Regions from separate parts of the Homo sapiens genome. Here region 1 is linked to region 2. Evidence: read pairs that join two places in POLR2A ChIA-PET (ENCODE). Cell type or tissue: MCF 10A. All regions are shown on one strand. Links, peaks and the distances in the headings refer to the core of each region. The heading gives the core; the rest is flanking DNA.

Region 1 (7,584 bases), core at 2,071-6,070, 380 kb before region 2:
CACGCCCTCTCCCCACACAAAGGAACCATTCTTCTGACTTTGGGGGCTGTTGAGTAGTTCTGCCTGTTCTTGAACTTCACAGAAAAGGAATCACATGGTGTGCGTTCTCTTATACTTGGCTTCTTTCACTTAGCATAATGTTCTTGAAATTCATCCATGTTATGTATACATGAGTGCTTTGTTCCTTTTCATTGCTATGTAACATTCTATTATAGGTTATAACACAATTTGTTATTCATTTACATATGGGACATTTGGGTTGTTTCTACTTTTTGACTAATATAGTAAAGCTGCTCTGAACATTCTTGTATGAGTCTTTTTGTGGACAAGCTGCTGAGGCAGTGGATAGGTGTATATTTAACTTTAATGAAAACTGCCAATCAGTTTTACAAAGTGGTCCAACTAATTTACAATTCTCACACCAGCAATGTATGAGAGTTCTTATTGCTCCCGGTCCTTGTCAACACTTACTAGTGTCAGGTTTTTTCTTTTTTTAGTCATTCTGGTGAGGGGTTCTCATTGAGGTTCAAAAAGATTTGTAATTTAAAAAATCAATATGCAAGACCATAGCTATATTATGACTTTTTTGAGTAATATTACATAATATAATACATATATGTATTTTACATATATAACAACATATTTTAACAATATATGCACTTATCTATAAAGAGGTTTTCAAAGAAAAGTTTTCTGAAATAATAAATATGTTACAAAGAAAAATTGGAATTGGGATAGGGAGGGAAGCTTTTACTTTTTGTTTATTTCTGTAATGTTTAATTATTTAATCATATCAGTCAAGTTTCAAAGCAAGAAATAGAAAACATTCCAGGGTTTAATGTAAGAAACACGGTGCTTGCAAGACCACTGGGAGCTTTGGGGACTGGAATCCAATGTGTTCTTCCAAGAAAGACTCCCATAGCATGCAGAACTGGCCTTGCATGGGGCTACAAACTCTGAGGTTGCCAATAGAACCACAGAGTTCGAGAGCACATGACCGTACCTGCTTCTCAACAATGAACAAGCTGGAAAATGCACAGGGGGTTGCAGCTGCAGTAAACCCCATCTCTCACATCCAAAAGGGGCAGGACAATGGCACCTGCCTCACCTTCCAAATTCCACACAGGTACATCCATTTAGCAGAATCTAATTCACATCCAGAAATCTAGCTGCAAAAGAGTCCAGGAAATATGATTTTCATCTTTATAGCCTCTGCCTTACAAGCAGGGATGCTAGAGGGAGGGTGGAATGGAGGTGGAGCATATTCATCAGAACACCTACCATGCTAACCTCGTGCAATTATATTAATGAAAGTAGGAGTTGTCTTGGGCTTAATCTGTACCAATTTTATTTTCTTCTTTACATTTTCATGTACAAAGACTACACATATGTGTGTATAAATTTTTGAACAAAAAGCAGAGTTGTTTCAAGCTGAATTGAAGGAGAAAGCAACCCTCACCTTTACTCCTCCCCAAGAAAGACCGAGAGACATCTCTTTGGAAGTCCCAGGGCTCATAGTAGTGGAGTTGAAAACCTCAACTCTGTGTTAGTTTGTTGATAAAAATCCACACTTCTGTAGCACCTTAGAATTCAGGTGCCAAAGTCAGTCAGCATCCCACTTGCCACTTTATTTATGACTGAGTCATGGATGAATCACTGGTTTGGCTTCTCTGTGTATCAAGAATAATGCAAGGAAGAAAATTAGTCAAGAAAGCTCCACCATAGGTGTCTTTTTTTAAAAAAAGCAATTGTAAATCAGATTCCTACCTGCTTGGCAAGTTTTCCTTCTCTAATGAATCCTTTTTGATTTCTCTGTGTGCTTCAGGTAGTTACTAGGTACACTGATTGTCTATTATTGATAAATTTTGAAGTCTAGCCAGGAACATTATGCAAGTTCCTTGGCCAGGACTCAGTCCTGTTACTGCTGAAAATGATTCTTTACAGCTCTTGGCTCTGTCTTCTGGGTTCTTGCTTCTAATCCCTGAATTATCTTTTCTTTTTCATAAAAGTAAACGTGTTTTTGCAGTTGAGTAGTTTATTTGCCAATAGAAGTCTTCAGTTCATCTTGTAGTGTTTCTTTTCTATTCAGTCAAAGCTGGCAATGTTTTTGCTAGTGAAATTCTCTTAAAATTTTTGCAAGTGTCCTATGAATCTTATTGACATTCACTCTGTTAGACAAAAGCTACACCCGCAAATCTCTTTTCTACTTTAGGATGCTATGAAGTGGCTGAAAGACTACACCTTGCATAGTTCTGAGGTCTAAACAAGAAAACCTTGCAGCCACACCTTAGTTTCATCTTTACGCTCTGTTTTTCTGGCTGTACTTTGGATTTTATCTTTGTCTCAAAATGTTTTTAAAATTTTCACATTGTCTGTTACCTTGACAGACTGGGCATTTTCAAACCCTGCAGTTTCTGCCTCTTTTGTAATAAATAGGTTTTTTTCTTCTTTAGCTTATCTTTCCTCTGATTTTTACTCAAAGTAGCAACGAAAATCAAGGTGGCACCTATACCACTCTGCCTGGAAATCTTTTTAGCTGGATCACCCAGTTCAGTAGGTACATTTTCTATTTTCCATGTTAACAAAATGTGCTAGATGTTCTGCTGTTCCATGGGTAAGAATCCCCTTTCTTCCAGCTTCCAGTAACATGTTCCTCAATTTTCTTCAAGATCTTACCAATAGCCTCCTTGAAGGCCATCATATTTCTGAAAACAGTCTCTTTAAGACCATTTAGGCTTTCCCTCACACTCTCTTCATGGTCTCTACAACTTTTTCCCACTCTTGGTCCCAAAACCACTCTCATATTTTTAGATTTTTGTTACAGCAGCATCTTGCTTCTAGGAACTAAATATTTATTAGTTATGCTTTGCTGCATAACAAGTTACCCCAACACTTAGGAACTTAAAAGAAAAATAATTGTTATCTCTTCTAGTTTCTCTGGTTCAAGAATTTGAGAGCACCTTGGATGGAATGTTCTGTTTTGGGAGCTCTAAGGGTGCATTCAGTTTTTAGCTGGGCTACATGCATCTGGCTGGAGCTAGGGACCCACTTCCAAGATAGTTCATTTCCTTGGCTGGCCAGTTGGTGTGGCTGTTGCCCAGCCTTCAGTTCCTCTCCATATGGGCCTCTCCACAGAGCTGCTTGAGTGTCCTCACAACATGGCAGCTAGCTTCTCACAGAGCAAGCAATCCAAGAGGCCAGGGCAGAAGCAGCAATGCCTTTTATGACCTGGCCTCAGAAGTCACATTATAATTTCCACTGTAGTCCTGATTCAACATTTGAGGGACAATATTGAGGAACAACACAAGCACATGAAGACCAGGTACTGCCGATCATCGAGGGCCATCTGCAAGGTTGGCTACTCCATCAGGAAGCTGGGAAACAAAAGTTATTTTAGAAATTAAAGTGAGAGTGCTACCTTCAGAGGGAGGACAGGGTTCCCTGTTGGAAGGAAATACTAGAAATGGAGTTTTGACTCCCTCTCTGAGCTTTCCTCTTCTTCTAGAATGAGTGTGAATTATGTATGTGCAGGGGAGTTTGATTGGCAGCTCCACTTAGCAGATTTGGGGCCTTTGGCAAGTGGCTATGTCTCTGGACCTCAGTCACTTCATCCATAAAACAAAGCTAATAATAGAACTTACACCATAGAGTCACTTAAAGATTAAATGAGAACATGTATATAAAATATTTACAAAGGATCTGGATGCAAAGTGCTTAGTAACTGTTAGCTGGCAATACCACAGCATGCAAATACAAATACTGCTCACAAAACACACCACAGCAATATTGGGGTTCTGACTCCATTGAGCTGTGGTTAGAATTTCATACAGGAACAGCAACTAAATGAAACATTAATTTGTTCATTCTCCCTTCAGATAATATCTGTGGTTCAATAGTTTCTGGGTGTTTTTAAAAGCCAATCCATCTATCAGCTAGTAACATTCTCAGGTTATAGTTGTTCTTTGCTACCTTAAAGAATTTGACATTCTTGTGATAGCAATCATACTATTGCTTTGCATTTATTCTGTTAAACAAATAAAAGCAGTAGACCTCAGTGTCATTGAGGAACAAGTACAGACTCTGAGCTGGAGGTGGGTTTTTTGGTGGGAGACAGGGGTCTCGCTCTGTTGCCCAGGCTGACGTGCACTGGTGCAATCATGGCTCACTGCAGATTCGACCTCCTGGGCTCCAACAATCCACCCCCTCAGCCCCCCAAGTAGCTGGGACTACAGGTGCACACCACCACTCCCAGCTAATTTTTGTGTTTTTTGTAGAGACAGGGTTTTGCCAAGTTGCCCGGGCTGGTCTCAAACTCCTAGGCTCAAGTGATCCTCCTGCCTTGGCCTCCCAAAGTGTTGGGATTACAGGCATGAGCCCCAGCATGTGGCCAAGCTGGAGGTTTTAAGGCCTCTATCAATTGGCTTCCCATTCCCCATCAGTAAGAACCTGGCTGCACCCACACAGGTCAGAGCTCTGCAGTAGGCATTCAGAGAAGAACACAGTGGAGGAAAAGGCCTCACGCCTTCTCCGTGGGGTTCCCAGTGGAGCTGGCCACACTGGACAACTACAAAGGCACTGAACACTGGGGAATCCTGAAGGGCCAACATCAAGGTCACCAACTTGAAATGCAGCAGCCCAGTTGGGGGTGAGCCTGTCACACCATACAGTGATGAAAGGCTACACAACAGGAACCACGTGGTATAGTGGTGAACAGATTCAGCTCTGGGTTCAAATTGCCTGGGTGCAAAGCTTGGCTCAAGCAATGACCTGTGGACGGCCTTGGGCAAATTTCATGACACCTAGGCCTCGATTTTCCTCTGTAAGTCTGTAAAATGGGGATGATGGTAATGATAGCCACCTCACAGGGTTGGAAATAAGATTATGCATGTTATTAAAGCATATTTTTAAAGACAAAATCATGACTCTTCTATAAATCTAAAACAAAGATTTTTACTTAACTCTTAAAATTAACCAGGCACTCAGTAAGATGTTACAAATAGTTCAAAGGATAATTCAAACACACACATAGATAGGCAATCAGAAATGCTGAAATGAATTTACCAATAGATGCAGAACTAGTTAATAGTCACAGAGCAAAAATAGTGTTTCCAGGGACAAAACATTTGCATTTCTACAGATGAAATCATCTGGCCGGCGCGGTGGCTCAGGCCTGGAATCCCAGCACTTTGGGAGGCTGAGGCGGGTCAATCACCTGAGGTCAGGAGTTCGACACCAGCCTGGCCGTCATGGTGAAACCCTGCCTTTACTAAGAATACAAGAATTAGCCAGGCACGATGGTGCACACCTGTAATCCCAGCTACTTGGGAGGCTGAGGCAGGAGAATTGTTTGAACCTGGGAGGTGGAGGTTGCAGTGAGCTGAGATTGCAACACTACACTCCAGCCTGGGCAACAGGATGAGACTATCTCAAAAAAAAAAAAAAAAAAAGAAAGAAAGAAAAGAAAAAAAAGAAAGCATCTGTATTACTATCAATAAAGACAATGAAAAGCAACGGCTCTTATAGAATCAGATAACTAAAGAGAATGTTAGAGATTTAGTAATCTTTTTCTGTCTATTTCATAATTCCTTTCTGACAGTGTAAACCACTTAGCACACGTCAAGTCTTCATAAACATCGTGATTGTGTTTGTTATTTCTTGCAAAGCAAGATTCTTTCCTACCCATCCTGTATTTTAGGGAAGGGAAGGAGGCAGAGAGGGTGGGAGGAAACAACAAACCAAGCTCATAACATTTTTTTGGCTGAGTTTGACACAGTTTGAGGTTAGGCTAATTTAGAGTTTTGGTCGGGGGTCCTCTTCAACTCCCGGGTTTGTGTATCATTAGCTTGGTCATTAGCTTCAAAGACTCCGAGCCTAGATTGTGGCTCAGTCCTATGGTCTGTCACTTCACACACAAACTCTTCCCTAAGCCTGGCCTGTGGACACTGAGCCGGAGGCTGGGATTCTTCAGTCTACACAGGTCGGCCAGGTCTTTGTCTTTACTGGCCCAAATCTTTGGAGGCCAGAGGGGATCGGGTTGGGTCACAGGTAGGTTCAATACATCTACTGAACGCACAAATGGAAATAGCTTAATCCTGCTGGGTGAAATGTTGTTCTTCATGGTGTGTGTAGTTTAACAGTGTGTCTCTGTACACTTCTCAAGTTTACATCTTATAGCCACAGGCTTGGAGATTGCATCTCTCACCGCTGGCTCCCTCAACACCCAAAGCACAATCCTGCCTCCAGCCTTTTGTATGTGCTCTTTGCTGCTAAGAAGGCTCCCCCGCCCAATTGTCTGCATTCAGGTCCTAGCTCAGTGTCACCTCCTCAGACTTTCCCTGCCCCTCCTATTTAAAGGAGACCCCCATCACTTCCCATTCCTTTCCTATTTTTCTTCTTCCTAGCATTCATCTCTCCCTGACACTATGTTACCTATTCATGGTTTATCATCTGCCTCTCTCACGACAGCACAAGCTTCACTCAGATGGGAAGTGTTTCGTTCTCTGCGGTTTCCCCACTGCGGAGGACAGTGCCTGGCACATACACACAGGCTGATTATCAATCACCAGAGATGTTTGCCATCAGAAGGGTTTTGGAGTTTGGGTGTTTTTCAGATTTTGGATATTTATAATATACTTACCAGTTGAGCATGCGTAATCCCCAAATCTGAGATCCCGGCCAGGTGCAGTGGCTTATGCCTGTAATCTCAGCGCTTTGAGAGGCTGAGGTGGGAGAGTCACTCGAGGCCGGAAGTTTGAGACAGCCTGGGCAATACAGTAGGACCCTGTCTCTAGTTTAAAAAATGAAATTAAACACACACACACACACACGCACACACACAAACTCTGAAATCCCAAATGCTCCAAAGAGTGTTTCCTTTGAGCATGGTGTCAACACTCAAAAAGTTTTGAGCTTTGGAGCATTTCAGATTTTCAGATTAAGAATGCTTCACCTGTAGCAGGTACTTAATGTATCTGTTGAATGGGTGAATGCAGGAGTGAGTGAATCATAACTTGCAGTCATGTCCTCAGTAATAATCGATATCCCTTTTGTGGGCCTCCTGCTTGCTACAGGCAGCTGCACTTCTTCATTCTTTGCTTATTGTCTACAGTTGCTTCTGCACTCTGTGGGCAGAGTTGAGCCATTTCCACCCTATGCTCCCCCAAGCCTGAAAGATTTACTATCTGGCCCTTTACAGAAAATATTTGCAGACATGTCTTAAAATGTGCATAGAGATGGCTGGGCACGGTGGCTCACGTCTGTAATTCCAGCACTTTGGGAGGCCGAGGTGGGCGGATCACGAGGTCAGGAGATGGAGACCATCCTGGCTCACACAGTGAAACCCCATCTCTACTAAAAATACGAAAAATTAGCTGGGCATGGTGGCATGCACCTGTAATCCCAGCTACTTGGGAGGCTGAGGCAGGAGAATTGCTTGAACCCAGGAGATGGAGGTTGCAGTGAGCCGAGATCGCGCCACTGCACTCCAGCCTGCGCGACAGAGCCGGACTCCATCTCAAAACAAACAAACAAACACAAACAAAAATGTGCATAGAGTCAAATCTGGCTCCTGCTTAAAATGATTTG
Region 2 (7,584 bases), core at 2,192-6,191:
GCCTCATTCAGGCTGTGCCCAGGGTCTGCATGTGTCTGTGGCATGAGCACCCGGGAAGGCCTAAGTGGTCCCCTCTCGGGCCAGGTGTTGAATCACATGCATCACCTTTCAGACTGGCCACCCAGGTCTGCCCAGGTCCCTCCATGCTGGGATTCCCCACCTCTGCCCCAGTTGTCAGTCTGGTACTACTCGTGCATTCATTCCACAGATTCCCAGGCCCTGTGCTGGGGAGCTGACACTCAACCAAAGAGGCCAAAATCTGGCTAGCGTGATGGCTCACGCCTGTAATCCCAACAATTTGGGAGGCTGAGGAGGGAGGATCGCTTGAGCCCAGGAGTTCCAGAGCAGCCTGGGCAACATAAGAAGACTCAGTCTTTACAAATAATAGAAACATTAGCTAGGCATGGTGGCACGCGCCTGTGCTCCCAGCTACCCAGGAGGCCGAGGTGGGAGAATTACTTGAGCCTGAGAGGTCAAGGCTGTGGTGAGCCATGATTGTGCAGCTGCACCCCAGCCTGGGCGACAGCGAGACCCTGTCTCAAAGAAAAAAAAAAAAAAGAGGCCAAAAATCCCCATCTTCAGGGGGCTTCCCATCAGCAGTGGGAGATAAACCTTCGCACTTGGTGGACAGTTCCATAACCAGCCCAGCATTTACAGAGGTGATACAGGAGGGTGCTATGGGAGGCTACGGGTGGTCTGGTCCAGTCCAGGGGTGAGAGAGCTTCGCAGCAATCCTGAGGGTCTTGAAGGATGGAGAAGATTCTTAGAGGAAGCAGGGGGAGGGGAAGGGATAGCAAGGCCCTGGGGCACCCAGAGCTCAGCCAGAATTGGAGCACTAAGGGTGGGGTCAGGAGCTGGTTCTTTCAGTCCACAAACATCCATCCTCTTATCTACCTTGCTCAACAAAGCATTTGGACCACAGCGAGTGTTTAGTAAATACAATGCTTTACTTAAGCTGCATGGGCGGTGGATAAGACTTTCTTGTTCCTGTAACAGATACACTCTGAGCACCTCCCAGATGCCAGGCCTGGCTTGGGGACCCCGGGGAACAAAAGCAACAAAGCCCCTGATCTCACAAAGCTTACCATGATTGGGGAGGATAAACCACCACAAACAAATACTTAGGACACTGTCAGGCAGCACTCGGAAGGAAAGAGAAGAGGCATGGTGTCTTACAGGTCACAGCAAGTCCTCTCTGTGAAGGTGACTCCCCACTGCACACTTCAGAACCCCAGAGGCAGATGTTTAGAGATGTCCCCTTTAGGGCCAGGCAGGCGGCTCAAGCGAGATTCTCACACCAGGTGCTAAACCACTTGCTTTAAGATTAAACTATTCCCCTGCTTGATTGCAATATATTTTAATATAGCCTGTGGCCCAAGCAAAAGCCACCCCACAGGCTGTTTAGGACCTAAGGGCTGTGAGCATTTGGGAAGTTCAATGCTACAGAATGTAATGGATCCATCCCCCATAGTATCTATAGGACTTACAGAATCATACAGGTACATGCTATAGGGTAAATGCAAGAAGGGAGGGTGTAGTGTCCAAGAGTTTTTAGCTAATGCTACATTTAGGTTCTCAAATGCTCCCATCAATTGAATTAGACCCCTGCCGACAGCGAAGAAGAGAGCCTGTGTCCTGGTAAGTTCACCTGCAATGGATGTTCCACTTGGTACACTATAACAAGTAGGAACTCCCTAGCTTCTCCACAGAAATAACCAGGATTAAGAAGTCTGTAGCCATTGAGTCCTTTTTCTATATACTGTATTTAAGTACATATTTCTGCACACAGCTTTTTTAAAGAAGATCTTACTGCTCTTTTACATGAATTTGCCAAGCAACATTCTTGGCCCTTCTTCGACGGTATCTCCAGCTATGTCTCATTTTCTGTTTGTTTGTCATTTTAGTATCTGTGCGCCCTGATGGTAGAAATGGTATGGTGATGACAACTCTTCTGGTATTTACTGTATTTACTTGTATTCCTTCTTCAGTGAACTACCTGTTTAAGCTCTTTGCTCATGTTACCATTGCACTATCTTTTTAGTGTTCTTTCTCTTTTTCTTCTTCTTCTTCTTCTTATTATTTTAAAATGGAGTCTCACTCTGTTGCCCAGGCTAGAGTGCAGTGATGCAATCTCTGCTCGCTGCAACCTCTGTCTCCAGGGTCTGGTCCAAGTGATTCTCCCGCTTCAGCCTCCGAGCAGCTGAGATTACAGGTGTGGACCACCAAGTCCGGCTAATTTTTGTATTTTTCTTTCTCTTTTTTTTTTTTTTTTTTTTTGAGACAGAGTCTTGCTCTGTCACCCAGGCTGGAGTGCAGTGGCACAATCTCAGCTCACTGCAACCTCCGCGTCCCAGGTTCAAGCAATTCTCCTGCCTCAGCCTCCTGAGTAGCTGTGATTACAGACATGCACCACCACACCTGGCTAATTTTTGTATTTTTAGTAGAGACGAGGTTTCACCATTTTGGCCAGGCTGGTCTTGAACTCCCAACCTCAGGTGATCTGTCTGCCTTGGCCTCCCAAAGTGCTGAGATTACAGGCATGAGCTACCACACCCGGCTTAATTTTTGGATTTTTCATAGAGATGGGGTTTTGCCATGTTGGCCAGGCTGGTCTCGAACTCCTGGCCTCAAGCGATTTGCCCACCTCGGCCTCCCAAAGTGCTGGGATTACAGGCATGAGCCACTGCTCACAGCCTTTTTATTATTCTGTTTAAATGGTGCTCTACATATTTAAAGAAACTTCTCTAGTAACCAACTATAGAAATTATCCCTGAAAGTGTAGTTTCTTTTTTTTTTTCTTTTTTGAGACGGGGTCATGCTCTGTCACCCAGGTTCAATCACTCAATCGGGGCTCACTGCAGCCTCCATTTCCTGGGCTCAAGCGATCCTCCCACCTCAGCCCGGTGAGTAGCTGGGACCACAGGAGCATGCGAGCACACCCAGCTAATTTTTGTATTTTTTGTAGTGACGGGGGTCTCACCGTGCTGCCCAGGCTGGTCTCAAACTCCTGGCCTTAAGTGATCCTCCTGCCTAGGCCTCCCAAGGTGTTGGTATTATGGGCATGAGCCACCACCGCACCTGGCCCAGTCTTCTTTTTATTAGTCTTGTATCAAGCATTCTCATAGAATTTGTTTTTTTGGTTTGGGTCTTGAGCCCGTGTGGAACTGTGGAATGTGCGTGTATATGTGTTTGGGGTTTGAGGAGGAAGCCTCATGTTACTGTTTGCAAATGAATAGACTTCCAGTTGATTGGCCTAATAGCATTTACTTAAAAATCCCTCCCATTTAAAGTGCTGTCTTCATCATTTCCCTGATTCCTGCATATTCTTGGATCCTTGCTGGACTCTGCCATGCTGTGGGTGAAACCATCTATTGGACACAGATACCAGATGGAGCGCAAAGGCCTTCGCCTTGTTTCTCTGCCTCCTCTCACTGACTCCACCCTCCACAAGAACTTTACAATCTCTTGGATTTCTTCAACTCTACACAATTCCCTCCTCCGCCAAAAAAATGTTTTTCCTTTAATTTTGAGCAGAATTACTCTTAATTTGTAGATGCCTTTTGAGAGATCTGAGATCTTTATATGAATGAGGCTGGTCCCTTTTAGGTATAGCTGGAACAACAACAAAAAAAGCCAGCTCTTTGGTGCAGAGCCCGGGGGCTAAAAAAAATAAAATTCCAGACAGGTGACCGAAGGATGGCCACAAGGGCATAGAGTCCTCAAATGACTCACCTGCGGCTCTGGCCAAAGGCTTCTTCCGGATTCTTCTGCTCAGGGCAAGGGTGTGGCAGCACCAGGCTCCCAGCCCTGAGGTGAGGTTGGAGCAGCACCCAGGATAGGGTGCAATTTATTTTCAGTGAAAGAATTGTAGCCTCATTCCACATAGGAACTCTTCCCATGGGTAGGAATCAGATGTATTAAAAAACAATCGCTAATCAGGTATTGATCACTTTTAGGCACTCTCATTGTTTGAAAAGTCATAGTAGCTTTCATTCAACAAGTATTTCTCCTACTCCTTCTGTGTCCTAAGGGTGGGTATATGGCAGTCTGTGTGTGATGATTACTTCCTGGCCTGGGAGAAAAGCAATGAGCAAATAAGTAGTAAGATGCATGGCCCAGCATCTGGAAACAGGGCCACAGGGCAAAGTAAAGCCAGAGGGGGAGGACACCTTAGGCGCTGGAACCATTTCTTTTTCTTTTCTTTTCTTTTTTTTTTTGAGACTGAGTCTTGCTTGCTCTGTCAACCAGGCTAGAGTGCAGTGGTGCGATCTCGGCTCACTGCAACCTCCACCTCCCAGGTTCAAAAGATTCTCATGCCTCAGTCTCCCTAGTAGCTGAGATTACAGGCAGGTGCTACTATTCCCAGCTAATATTTGTACTTTTAGTAGAGACGGAGTTTCACCATGTTGGCCAGCTGTTCTCCAACTCCTGACCTTAGGTGATCCGCCCACCTCAGCCTCCTGAAGTGCAGGGATTACGGGTGTGAGCCACCGCACCTGGCTCTGCTGGTGCAATTTCAATAGGCTTGTTGGGGAGGCCTCGCACAACTCATATGTTAATAATCACAACCTGGGATTACTCTATTTCTTTATCATTTATTAGCTTCTTGTCTGTATCTTGCACTAGAATAGGAGCCTGTCAACGGCAGTGACCTCAACTGTCCCCATAGGCCTGGTTGATGTTTAACACATGGCAGGCTCTCACTGCTGGTGGGAAGACTCAGTGAAGCTGCTATCAACCAGCAAGATCCAGGCCTCAAGAAAAAGTAGATTAATTCAGAGAGGACCAGCCACTGCCTTCCACACAGTGGAGATAGCCAACCTTAAACTTTAATGATCCATTGGTTTTGGTCCAGCGGTAGTTCAGTTCCACTGGATCTGGGGCCCTGGGCCTGGGATTTTGCATTTCTAGCAAGCTCCAGGGTGGTTTGGTGGCCCTGCCTGGGGATCACACTTTGAGCACAGCCCTTGAAGACATTCATTTAAGTGCTTTACAATGTTTGGCAAGTTTCCAAAGCTTTCCAGCTCTTCCTCTGGTCTCATTTAAAAGCACAGAATTGAAAAGGGGACCTGTTGTTAGATGGTAAGAAATTATTATTCATTTATTATTATTATTTTTTGAGATGAAGTCTCACTCACTCTGTTGCCCGGGCTGGAGTGCAGTGGCATGATCTCTGCTCACTGCAACCTCCCCCTCTCAGGTTTGAGCAATTTTCCTGTCTCAGCCTCCCCAAGTGCTATGATTACAGATGGGAGTCACAGAATTAATAAGTGCCTGGCTTATTTATTTATTTTGAGATAGGGTCTCACTCTGTCACTCAGGCTGGAGTGCAGTGGCACAATCATGGCTCACTGCAGCCTCAACCTCCTGGGCTCAAGCAATCCTCCCACCTCAGCCTCCCAAGTAACTGAGACCACAGCCTTCCACCACCACGCCGCGCTAATTTGTGTGTGTGTGTGTGTGTGTGTGTGTGTGTGTGGAGATGGGGGTCTCACTCTGTTGTCCAGGCTGGTCTCAAATTCCTTGCCTCAAGCCATTCCCCTGTCTTGGCCTCCCAAAGTGCTAAGATTACAGGCACAAGCCACTGCACCCAGCCCAGAAATTTTTATTAACGTGTACTGGGAGTGACGATCACACTGGGCGTTAGAAAAACAAACAAGCAAGAACGCCTTTATCTGCTTAGATGGACACTGATATATTTCTGGGTAAAATGATATGAGGTCGGGGTGTGTTTTACAATACTGAGAAAGGAGGGACGGGTGGAGGAGAGGGATGGGTGAACCCAAGCGGCAGAAAATGTGGCAGTTGGGACCCCCATGGGTAGGCCAGGCACAGTGGCTTACGTCTGTAATCCAAGCGCTTTGAGAGGCTGAGGCAGGAGGATTGATTGAGCCCAAGAGTTCCAGACCAGCCTAGGCTGTTCTCTACAAGACCCCGTCTTTACAGGAAATTTAAAAATTAACCAGCCATGGTGGCATGTGCCTGTGGTCCCAGCTACACGAGAGGCTGAGGCAGGAGGATTGCTCAAACCCAGGAGGTTGAGGCTGTAGCAAGCAGAGTTTGTGCCACTGCACTCCAGCCTGGGTGACAAAGCGAGACCCTGTCTCAATTTATAAAAAAGAAAAAGGGCCAGGCATGGTGGCTTACACCTGTAATCTCAGCACTTTGGGAGGCCCAGGCAGGTGGATCACTTGAGGTCAGGGGTTCAACACCAGCCTGGCAAACATGGTGAAACCCCGTCTCCACTAAAAATACAAAAATTAGCCGGGCATGAGGCACGTCTGTAATCCCAGCTAATCCAGAGGTTGAGGCAGGAGAATAACTTGAACCCAGGAGGCGGAGGTTGCAGTGAGCAGAGATCGTGCCACTGCACTCCAACCTGGACAATAGAGGGAGACTCTGTCTCAAAAAAAAAAAAAAAAAAAGAAGAAGAAGAAAAAGAAAGAAAAAGAAACAGGATCAAGCACAATAGCTGCTGCTCTTATTCTAATTAACATCAATATTATTTAAAGGGCAGGGTTGGGTGCAGTAGCTCCCACTTGTAATCCCAGCACTTGGGAGGCCTAGGCAGGCAGGAAGAATGCTTGAACCCAGGAGTTCAACCTGGGCAACATAGTGAGTCTCCATCTTTACATACAATTTTAAAATAATAAAAATTGGCCGGGTGCAGTGGCTCATTCCTGTAATCCCAGCACTTTGGGAGGCCGAGGCGGGCAGATCACTTGAGGTCGGGAGTTCGAGACCAGCCTGGCCTACATGGAGAAACCATGTCTCTACTAGAAATACAAAATTAGCCGGGCGTGGTGGCACATGCTTGTAATCCCAGCTACTCGGGAGGCTGAGGCAGGAGAATCGCTTGAATCTGGGAGGCAGAGGTTGCGGTGAGCCGCTATTGTGCCATTGTACTCCAGCCTGGGTAACAAGGGCGAAACTCTGCTTTAAAAAAAAAAAAAATAATAATAATAATAATTAAGGCCTGGTGGTCAACTGTTGTGCCTGTACACTATGTGTAGAAGGGTTTCGGATCAGACTCAGAGGTACTCATTTTGTGGGTCATCGTCTTCTCTTTCCTTTCTTCCTTTCTTTCCTTTTTTCCCCCTCCATTGGAGGGATGGTTTAATTTCTTTCTCCTCCCGTGACCACACCCAATGCATAGCCATCAAAATTCGCTGCAGAAAACCCTTGCTATTAGCATTTTCTCTTAACAACAATATTTACTTACAAAGGAACAATTCCACATCTAAGGGAACATTGTTTATGGTGGCTGCCTGGAAGTGGGGAAGGCAGGTGAGTGGTGGGTGGGTAAAGACAGAGACTTGCATTTTTTTCCACTTGATAACTTTGTTAGCTTTTGGTATTAATGTATTTTTAAAATCCAGGAAGGCATACGTACATTTTGGTTATAAAATACTCTTAAAATATGTATACGTGTATTGCCATGGAACACATAAATGTCCATCTTCCTGGCTTTTTCCCAGAATTGAACATTATTCCTGAGGTTAATAGGATATTTCTCTCAGACTCTGCCCTGGTAGGTGCTCTTCCCATACCAACAAGTAGGAATTGCCTCGCTTCTCCCCAGAA

What was found. ChIA-PET counts read pairs that join two places held together with the same protein. Peaks named below come from ENCODE experiments on the same cell type or tissue, not always from the same donor. Only the 100,000 strongest peaks of a DNase experiment are listed, where the experiment ranks them.
Region 1: POLR2A ChIA-PET joins it to region 2 with 5 read pairs; 3 of 35 experiments call an interaction of 5 or more read pairs at or near these places.

The regions. Positions count from the first base shown.
Region 1 is chr20:56,979,546-56,987,129 of GRCh38, reverse strand. LOC105372683 (a long non-coding RNA gene) reads right to left here. Exons shown (of 4, transcript XR_936898.3): 3 at 1,768-3,374; 4 at 1,326-1,670. Among named protein-coding and RNA genes, the nearest start is that of BMP7-AS1, 230 kb to the left of the region's middle. In MCF 10A, for the core only: no CTCF peak of the experiment used is centred there; no DNase peak of the experiment used is centred there.
Region 2 is chr20:56,602,879-56,610,462 of GRCh38, reverse strand. No RefSeq gene overlaps it. Among named protein-coding and RNA genes, the nearest start is that of TFAP2C, 23 kb to the left of the region's middle. RefSeq lists an enhancer at 2,989-4,188. In MCF 10A, for the core only: no CTCF peak of the experiment used is centred there; a DNase peak (open chromatin) is centred at 3,762.